Regions from separate parts of the Homo sapiens genome. Here region 1 is linked to region 2. The links are chromatin loops, found by intact Hi-C in ENCODE. Cell type or tissue: heart left ventricle. All regions are shown on one strand. Links, peaks and the distances in the headings refer to the core of each region. The heading gives the core; the rest is flanking DNA.

What was found. A loop is a pair of places that touch in the nucleus more often than their neighbours do. Peaks named below come from ENCODE experiments on the same cell type or tissue, not always from the same donor. Only the 100,000 strongest peaks of a DNase experiment are listed, where the experiment ranks them.
Region 1: it touches region 2 in a loop (2.2-fold over the local background); 4 of 110 quality-filtered maps call a loop at or near these places.

Annotation. Positions count from the first base shown.
Region 1 is chr12:21,712,992-21,718,383 of GRCh38, forward strand. All of the region lies in intron 1 of KCNJ8-AS1 (KCNJ8 antisense RNA 1), which reads left to right. Among named protein-coding and RNA genes, the nearest start is that of KCNJ8-AS1, 53 kb to the left of the region's middle. In heart left ventricle, for the core only: no CTCF peak of the experiment used is centred there; no DNase peak of the experiment used is centred there; H3K27ac peaks cover 1,331 bases.
Region 2 is chr12:21,821,576-21,826,967 of GRCh38, forward strand. All of the region lies in intron 31 of ABCC9 (ATP binding cassette subfamily C member 9), which reads right to left. The region is part of intron 2 of KCNJ8-AS1 (KCNJ8 antisense RNA 1); the gene reads left to right. Among named protein-coding and RNA genes, the nearest start is that of KCNJ8, 50 kb to the left of the region's middle. In heart left ventricle, for the core only: no CTCF peak of the experiment used is centred there; a DNase peak (open chromatin) is centred at 2,266; H3K27ac peaks cover 807 bases.

The DNA of each region.
Region 1 (5,392 bases), core at 127-5,126, 110 kb before region 2:
ATAAAGCTTTGAAAATGTTTGTTTATATTTTCTCCTGGTTTTTATTTTTCTGCTTTGAATTTTTATTTATTTATTTATTTATTTTGGTTTTAAGGAGTAGAGAGTTTAGTAGACAAAAAACAAGGGAGAAGGCAGGAGGAAGAAGCTCCCCCGTGCAGAGACAGAGAGGGGGGGCTCCAAAACTGAAAGAGGAATCCCCCAAATTTTTAATTTTTAACTTTATGATACACTTGGAATTATTTGTTTTTTTACTCTCAAATAATTGATACATTTTCCAGGATCATTATGGAATAGTTCTTTTTCTGCTTATCAGCTATTTTCTTATGTATTATGCATTTTTTTTTGCTGATTATGTATTTTCTTACTGATCATACATGTAGCATATACTAGTTTTTTGTATGTGAGCATTCTTGGGGTCTTGATTATACTCCTTTGATCTATTCATTCCTGTTTAAGTTTCACAGTTTTGATTGTTGTACCTTTATAGTAAATTTTAACATCTAGTAAGACAAATTCCTCATGTTATGATTTTGTTCCTCACAAAAATCTACTTGTTTGTCTTGCTCATTTTATCTTACAGAAGTTTAGAGTTATTTGCCAAGTTAAACATGTCTGCTTGGGATTCTGCATAGAATTGCACTAAACCTTAATATTCTTTGAGATGCAATAACAAAAATAGTTGATAGCATTTAGTATATTCTTCTCAATTGGACTAACACTCCTCCCATGCTGGAAGATAACTAACTTCCAGGCTATGCACTAGTCTAATGGTGTAAAAGGTAGGGTGTTCAACTGATGGTAACTTACTTCTAAAAGGACATTTTAAGAAGAGACTTTCCAAAGTAGCTCTCACAGCTTCTGTATTATTAATCTGTTACCTTTCTTTAAAATACTGACACGAGATTTTTGTCATTAGTAAACCTCAAGCAAATATTTTAATTCTGATACTTTTTAGCACACGGATGGCCCTTTAAAAGCCATGTTTATTAAAATATTAAAGTAAATATCTTAAACAACTTTCTTATTTGAGTAAAATTAAAAAATTTATCGCTGGAAAATTGTTCTAAAATCTATTTGTAAGACTACTACATAAACAACAAAAAGTAGTTTTCACTCATTTAAACCTCCTTATCTGTCTATTGTTTTTGGGTCCCGTTCAGTTTTTTTGTTGTCTGAAATGCATGTGTCCTGTTTCTGATGGGAATTCTTGCTAAGTGATATGTGTCCTTCTCTTCCTTTGGGATTTGAACTATCCCAGAACCATCTTTTCTCTCTTTCTTTTCCCATAAATTCTGCTTCTCAAATGACAGTGTCTGTGTTTGGTTTCACAAACATCTGAATGAAAGTCGTTTATTTTCATTTAGAAACACATATTGTAAATTGAGTGCACTTTTGTTTTTAGAAAAGTACAAAGTGATAATTCAAGGTCTATACAGACAAGATTTTTACTTTCAGAGTAAATACAAGAAGTGTAGCCTTATTTTCCAAGACTGTCTGTGTGGAAGAGCATCTTTAGATAATAAATAAATTCAATTAGTTTGACTAATACTATTTATTAATTTGGCTTTCTGTCAGCAATTTTGAAGAGCAGATTTTCTGTTGTTAAGAATGATGATCATTTTCTTAATTCTTATTTTATGTTCTTATGAGAATAGTGGTCTAGTAATGAATCACAAATGTCTAAATGTATGTGGCTGCAAATGCTAGTAAAGTGTTGAGTGCAGAAACATTTTGTGTTTGGGGAACTCATTGCAGTCTTTGAACATTTCCTGCATTTTCTGTGACACTAGGAAAAGGAGAGGCCTTGCTATTTTCCCATAATGACTTCTTTCAGGAGCACTAGGATGATGCTTTTAAGATGTAATTTGGGAACACAACAGAGGAGATCAAAAAACTTCAGGAAGACAATACTTTCTTTAACTTCAATATAAATCGTAAAATTGAAAATTTTTATATGGCTGGAAAAATAAATAAGTAAATTATAGACACTGATACTTCAGCCTGAACATATCCTGGAAGCAATCAGAGTAGATATAGACAATTGCCAGTAAGATGGGCTGCTGAGAGTCAGACATTTTTCATCTATTTTTGAGTTAACAAATGTAGAGTTTCATGGCAGTGGGATTTGATGGTATTGGGGCAATCTTCCACTGGAAACAACTATACAAGGATTCATGTGGGTTTCCCAGCATGATGTATATTCGGGAGCCTGAGCACATGTGCATCTTCCATGGTTTGTGAAATGACCATTTTCCTTGTGTAGCAGTAAAACAACTTCCCTCAGAAAAATGGATTGTGATCGTCAATATTTAATTTTACTTTATTTTAAAACATTGAACATAGATTTGATTATTGCATGGCTTGAGTATGCTTTGTCCCAACAATAACTCATGTTGAAATGTGGTCCAATTTGGTGATGCTGGGCCTAATAAGAGGTGTTTGGGTCATGGGGGTGGATCTCTTACAGATTTCTTGGTGTCACCCTCCTGCTCTGCTGGTAGTGAGTTCTCACTCTTTTGAGAATGGAATAGTTGCTTTGAGAGTGGGTTGTTACAAAGCGAGCTTCCTCCTTCTGTTTGGTTCCTCTTCATGCCTGTCTGTTTCCCCTTTGACTTTCCCTGCCACGTTTTGACCTCACTCATGGCCTTCACCAGAAGCTAAACAGATGCTGGCTCCATGCTTATCATACTACCCAGCCTGCAGAACCATGAACTAAGTAAACCTCTTACCTTTGTAAATTAGCCAGCCTCATATATTCTGTTATGGCAACACAAAATGGACTAACACAGTTATTATCCAATTTGATTCAGATTCAATTCCATTTTTAATTTTTAAGAAAATGCAATTCAAAGGTACCAAACAATAATAATAATGTGCCTAATCATAAAACATGCAGAGGATTGATTTTATTTTTTCATAAAGAGAATCTAAAAAAGTCCACTAGCTGGATTTTTCTTTCTTCAACTAAAACATACACAATTACTTCTTGAACAACAAAAAATATCATTTGGTACTGCTCAACCCATTCAGAATATCACAGAAAAAAGTAACAATTACAAAAATAAGACTAAAAGAGAAATAGATTTATGTAACATTCAATATTTATTTAAAAATGTTAATTCACTATATACTATGCCTGTTAATTGATGATCTACTATTAATAAAAATCTTTGCCATCAAGTGTTTACATTCTAAACAGACTAGGTTCAGGAAAGAAACAGGAGCTGTATAATGCAAGTTGCTACAAACTACAGCTCACAGACCAAATGTGGCCCATGCCTATTGGTGTGCATATAGTTTATTAGAACACAGCCTTGCAAGTTTTTTGTATATTATCTATGATTGCTTTTGCACTACAATGGAAGAGTTTCATAGTTGTTACAGAGTGGGTTCAACAAAAATAGGATATTCAGGGAAATAATATAACTGTGGAGCAAATTGAAAGACTAAGGATAGATAACTCCTATGAGAACTTTTTCAGTAAAGACAATCAGGGAAATGAGGCAGTAGCTAGGGGAAGATATGGGGTCAAAGAAGGACTTTTTTCTTTAAATAGGCACTGTTAGAGTATATTTGTATACTAATGGAAAAGATGTCTGGAGAAGGAGATAAATATTACCTTAAGTAAGTGAGAGGGGTAGAATCCAGTGTGCAGTGGAAGAAGTGGTGTTAAATAAGAACACAGAGGATTTATCCACAGAGCATGAGGGAAAATGGAGTATGTAAGCTCAGATGAAGATGGCATAATAGGTTTGGGGTAGACCCATATGAATGTTCTCTCCCAACTGATTCGTAGTTTTCAGCAGAATAATAATCTAGGTCATCAACTCAGAGTGAAGAATCACCACTCTGAAAGTGGGTGAGTGAACGAATTAGGAAAATGAATCAAATTGCCTAGCAGCACTGAGGGCCCACTTGAGGTTAATGGTCATAAAAATGAGCCCAGTGAGCATGGTTGAGTGCATTTCTTTTTTCAGCTCTGTGCTCCTCCATTGGTGCATGTGAGAACTACATAGAGAATGCTATCTAGCTAGGTTTAGAGTTTTTCCAGAGGACTACGATGGAGGGGAAAATGGGCTAAGAGTCAAGAGTGTATGTAAGGGAGTGTTTACACTGGTGACTTCTAGAATCTAATCTGGATAAGAAGCAGGTGAGAATATGACTTGGGTAAGGCACAGTAAAAAGGTGATAGAATAATAGGAGGAGGTCCAAAGTCAAGTAATTTTTTGAGTAAGGGACAAGATAAATGATCTAGAAAGATATGATGTGGTGGCTGGAGAGAGGCCTGATTGAACTTGAGGTTGGGAATAATGCAGTTATTGGTAAAACATACAGAGATATGTTTTGAGAGGTGACTTTGGTAGAGTGAAAGATAACCACAGTTCAAAAGAGGAGTCAAGAATCTGAAAGGATAAAATGTTGAAAGGATTATGTGCCTGGACATGGAAATCGCCAAGAATTATGGCAGTAATCGCTCTGGAGTTACCACTGCTAACATCTTCAAAGAATAGGAGGAAGGTCTTGGAGGTCCTCAGATGACTGGAATAAGCAGGGATGGTGAGTAATATAGTCTGATAGCAGGAGCTGGGGAGTTTTGGAGATTCAGTCCAAGAGAAGTCTAAACAATTACTAGGACAGTGGTAACCAAATTTTGCTGTACATTAGAATAATCTGAGGAGCTTTAAAACACCTGGCATTCCAGTTCACAGCCCATACCAACTAAATCAGAATTTCTGGGGAGGTAGAAGCAGGATTCGAATAGTGTAAGATCCCTAGATGATTTCAACATCAGCAAAGTTTGGGAACCACTGCCACAGAGTCCACCTTATACATTTTGATGAACCGTTTGGTGAGAATTAAAGCAGGACAAATTAATTTGCTGAAGGAAAGATTTATTCTGAAACCAACTCTCTGTAAATGGGGTGCAGGAAATGAAAACATCGAGAACAATAACAAAAACAGCTGTTGGAAATCAACCGGAAATGGCGAGGTTATTACGATAAGAAAGTTCACAATTTGAGAATTTGAGGGGGTGCTTTAGTTTAGATGATAACTTTAATAGCCATGTGGCCTTGCTCCAGGTACTTAACTTTATCTTTAGTCTCTTTATTTTAAAAAAGAGATCAAAATATATACCTTTCAAATACTGACAGAATGTGAATGTCCACAGTGCCCTTAATAAATGTAAATTCTTCCAATGAAAACATTTTTGTACCTTCCCCACAAATGTTTATATAATGTTCCTTTGTTACATAATTTTTATATACTTTTTCATATATTTGTATATAATTTTTATGTTATATATAATTTATACAAAAAAATCACAAGACAACAAGTGATGTGCCTGGTGTGTAACAGTTTGTCAGTCTGAAGTCAGGTTCATTGCTCTTCC
Region 2 (5,392 bases), core at 165-5,164:
TAGGAGTAATATGAATATAAATATAATAAAGGAAATGTAAAACATTATGCAGTCAATTTCTCGCTATTGAGTTTAGTTTACTATGGAAATCTTTGTATTCTATATTGGGCTCCTGAATTCACCCACTGTAAAGAATGACATGGTAGATTTGATTAGAAGATAATTTAAACTATTTTCCATTGAATTAAAATGATAATTCTGGTAACAGGTAGGTAGTCTTATTCTGGCAAAAGGGCCAGCAAAAGAAGTGAAAACAGATGATGGGAGAAAAAGGAGAAGACTCATCAATAAGTTGTAGTCAATATATATTTTCTGGGCCCCTTTCACGTGGTTAATGTTTTCAAAACTACTTGTATAATTTTCAATATGATCACTAGATATTATTAGTTATTAGGCCAGCAATCCAAATATGCTCAAATTCATATATTAAAATGTTTTAGAAATATTATTTTTGACCCGGTCTTCAGCAAAAGAAAGGCATAGCTTTTTGAGGTACATTTTATAGCAAAAATTTTCAGAAGAGGAACTGATTTTCAAAATCTACAATCAACTAAATTCAAATAGATATTATAGCTTGAAAGCCAATATATCTGTAGTTTAGTATGTATAACAAAGTTATTTTATTATAAAAATATTTTTAAACTTTCTTTTTAAAGAAAAAGTCATTCAGGCTGTCTTTTAATTTTACTAACTAGATACTTTCCAGCTCACTGCTGGATTACTACCACTGCTAAAAACTGTTTTTTTTTTTTCTAAAGTACTGGAAATATTTTAGAGACTACTGATCAGAATTTTATCTTGATTTGCATAAGGGATGAAGCTCCTTTGTGTACTACACTTTTCAAAAAATATTCAGCAAAATCACTAAATTTCAATCACTTCTCTTCAAATATTACAGTAGTATAGAAATGTGAAATTAATAGCTAACATAAAAGCTTTTGTGGCCAGGTGCAGTGGCTCATTCCTGTAATCCCAGCACTTTGGGAGGTCAAGGCGGTCAGATCACGAGGTCAGGAGATCGAGACCATCCTGGCTAACACAGTGAAACCCCATCTCTACACAAAAATTAGCTGGGTGTGATGGCAGGCACCTGTAGTCCCAGCTATTCGGGAGGCTGAGGCAGAAGAATCACTTGAACCCGGGAGGCAGAGGTTGCAGTAAGCTGAGATCATGCCACTGCACTCTAGCCTGGGCGACAGAGTGAGACTCCGTCTCAAAAAAAAAAAAAAAAAAAGCTTTTGTTAGGTCTCCGATGTTCACTTCTTTTACTGTTAAACTTAACAAGTTTAATGATTCACAAAGTGACCCTACGGTTACATCTTTCCATTCCTTTGCAAATACGTGAGAAGCAAATGGCTTAGAGGCAATAAACTAAGAAAGGAGAAGCAGATGGTCTGCATAACTTTCACAGAAGACAGCTAATACTTGGGGATCACTAATAGCATTTATTCTACTGCTATAGCCTTACACATCCTAAGCAATCTACTCAGTGAAAACCACCTTCCATCCAAATGATACAATGAAATGGGAGACTCAACTTAGGAAACAGAAGTTACAACACAGATGAATTATCTACATTCAAAAGAGGGCTTTTATCTGTAGAATAGTAAATTACAGCTTCCATCAATTCTGTGAATTCAATACTCCCCACCAGAAGATTCCCATGTCGAAAGAGAGGTCTCTTTTCAGATTTCTAGTGATTCAAAGACATCTATCTATATTTGGAATTATAATGAAAACTGTAATTCTCTATAAGGCAGCCTTGTAAATAGTTAATAGCAACCCAAAAGTATGTGATCCCTCTCCTTCATATAGCACTCAGGAGCACATTATTGTACCACTGGGTATCTGCAAGAATATATTAGGGCCTTCAAATTACGAGATCACTGCATCCCTGTCTGTCGTTGAATTGTGAACACACAAAAAAGCAGTGTTGTCTCACAAAATAGACTCTTGTGCAAGCTCACCCTAAAGACCATTTTCACTTTAGCCTGTTGACTCTAAAGTATTTATTTTTGGCTTCTTCATGTGAATTTTCTTTTATCCTTCCACCACACAGCAAGACAAAGCCTTGGAAAGACAGCCTTTAGATAAAGTTACACCATTTTTGCAACTGAAAACACCAATGCCAAAGAACTGGAATTGTTTAGTCCAAAGGGATGAAGAGAAAAGACTGTGCTGAACGAGAGGACGCAAGCAGCAATCAGAGGTTAGGCTGTAGTGACACATTGCACTCAACCGCGGCCGGCTTCACTTGGCACCCAGAGGAAAAACAGTCCGCTCTGCTGCCAAAGCAAGTCCGGTGGCCAGCCACAGTCTAGCCGCTTTCTACCAGCCAAATTATTTTATTCTTTTAGTCTCTTGTCCTTTTATGATTTGAGTGTGTTATGGCCTTTATTTTTTTCCCAATTCAAAATGAATATGATATGAATATGGTGGGCAAGGCTAGATCTTCCATAGGGAAAACTATCTGTGTAGACAAAGAGGAAAAATCATGATTGTCTTAACTCTTATTTAACATGACTTGGAAAAGAAAAGAAAGCGCTGTATTTTTTTAAAAACATAAACAATTATTTTGAGATACGTTCCATTGATATCTAGTTTTTTGAGCGTTTTTAGCATGAAGGGGTGTTGAATTTTATCGAAGGCCTTTTCTGCATCTATTAAGATAATCATGTGGTTTTTGTCATTGGTTCTGTTGATGTGATGGATTACGTTTATTGATTTGCGTATGTTGAACCAGCTTTGCATCCCAGGGATGATGCCGACTTGATCGTGGTGGATAAGCTTTTTGATGTGTTGCTGGATTCAGTTTGCCAGTATTTTATGGAGGATTTTTGCAATGATGTTCATCAGGGATATTGGTCTGAAATTTTCCTTTTCTGTTGTGTCTCTACTAGGTTTTGGCATCAGGATGATGCTGGCCTCATAAAATGAGTTAGGGAGGAGTCCCTCTTTTTCAATTGTTTGGAATAGTTTCAGAAGGAATGATACCAGCATCTCTTTGTACCTCCAGTAGAATTTGGCTGTGAATCCATCTGGTCCTGGGCTTTTTTTGGTTGGTAGGCTACTAATTATTGCCTCAATTTCAGAACTTGTTATTGGTCTATTCAGGGATTCGACTTCTTCCTAGTTTAGTCTTGGGAGGGTGTGTGTGTCCAGAAATTTATTCATTTCTTCTAGATTTTCTAGTTTATTTGCATAGAGGTGTTTATTGCATTTTCTGATGGTAGTTTGTATTGATGTGGGATTAGTGGTGATATCCCCTTTATCATTTTTTATTGCATGTATTTGATTCTTTTCTCTTTTCTTCTTTATTAGTCTGGCTAGCAGTCAGACTATTTTGTTGATCTTTTTTGTTGATCTTTTTTGTTGATCTATTTTGTTGATCTTTTCAAAAAACCAGCTTCTGGATTCACTGATTTTTTGAAGGGTTTTTCATGTCTCTATCTCAACATATGAAAAAAAGCTCATCATCACTGGTCATTACAGAAATGCAAATCAAAACCACAATGAGATACCATCTTATGCCAGTTAGAATGGCAATCATTAAAAAGTCAGGAAACAACAGATGCTAGAGACGATGTGGAGAAATAGGAACGCTTTTACACTGTTAGTGGGAGGGTAAATTAGTTCAACCATTGTGGAAGACAGTGTGGCCATTCCTCAAGGATCTAGAACCAGAAATACCATTTGACCCAGCAATCCCATTACTGGGTATATACTCAAAGGATTATAAATCATTCTACTATAACGATACATGCACATATATGTTTATTGCAGCACTGCTCACAATAGCAGAGACTTGGAACCAACCCAAATGCCCATCAATGATAGACTGGATAAAGAAAACATGGCACATATACACCATGGAATACTATGCAACCATAAAATAGGATGAGTTTATGTCCTTTGTAGGGACATGGATGAAGCTGGAAACCATCATCCTCAGCAAACTAACACAGGAACAGAAAACCAAACATCGCATGTTCTCACTCATAAGTGGGAGTTAGACAATGAGAACACATGGACACAGGGAGGGGAACATTATACATTGGGATCTGTCCGGGGGTGGGGGGCTAGGGGAGGGATAGCATTAGGAGAAATACCCAATGTGGATCACGGGTTGATGGGTGCAGCAAACCACCATGGCATGCGTATACCTATGTTACAAACATGCATGTTCTGCGTATGTATCCCAGAACTTAAAGTATAATTTAAAAAAAAAGATAAACAAAAATTGGATGAGGTTCGGAGAACGTCCCAAATTCAACAAAAGGCGTTTCTACTCTGGTTTCTCTCTCTTCTTTCTTGAGATTTTCTGTCAATAGCAGTGACATGGCTTTGGAAAGTTAAAACTAGGCATAAAGAGGAAGGGAGGGGAAAGATAGCCACAGAAAGCAATGATATCATGTTTTCTCCCATTTCCATTATGGCTCTGAGTCCATGAATTAGAGTTGGTGAAATCTGTGTGAAGAAATCCTGCTTGCCTCTTCTAATTTATGTCCAATGAAGTGACCTTCTTTATATCATTTTGGTTGCATTCCTGCTCTGGGAACTCTAAGAATATTTGCTAGAAGCAGATATTTATGTGAACTTACTGAGTAATACAACAAAGAGGGGGTTGTGTTGATACCATAGATAAGATCAATGCAGATGTACTGGGCCAATTAGAAATTTTCATTACTTTAAAAAAAAAAAGACTTACAAGGCAGAATACAGAATATATCCAGCTGTGGGGTGTAGAGAACAGTTCACACCCTAGTCTCCAAGGTACTATATCTCAACTTCATTTTTCTCACGCAAGATCCAGTTATTCCAAACTAAAATTCTGTCTCCAGTGATGTGGACATGCCCACAGAAACACAGTAGTAATGAGGTCATTTATATGTGCACAATTGAGAGAAAAGGTTATTTCCCAGGAGAAGTCATTTACCTTATTTAACACTCCTACTGTGGCATATGTTCTTGGATTATAGTATTTATATTTAAATACACCTGGTTCCAATGAAAACTCTCAGTTCACTCAGAAGAGCAGAGCGACAGTGAATCTGACTGGTCTCACAATGGATCTCTGAGATTGTCTAGAGGGGTGTGCATGTGTGCGTGTGTACACGTGTTTATCCATATAAAGTTACTGACATATAAATACAATGGATGGAGGCAAAGCATACACAAAGGACCTTGAACCTTGACTTCTGTCAGCAGATATGCCTGGAACCTTGCAATAAATCAACAAACGTTTCTTGCCAAAATATATCTTTGCCCATCGGAAATGAAAATAAAATACTCCTTAATATTTTGTATTAATTTTTAAGGGAGAGTTCTAGTAATAAGACTAGATTGCAAATCTTGGAAGGATTCTAATACACAGAAAGCAAGGAGAAGACAT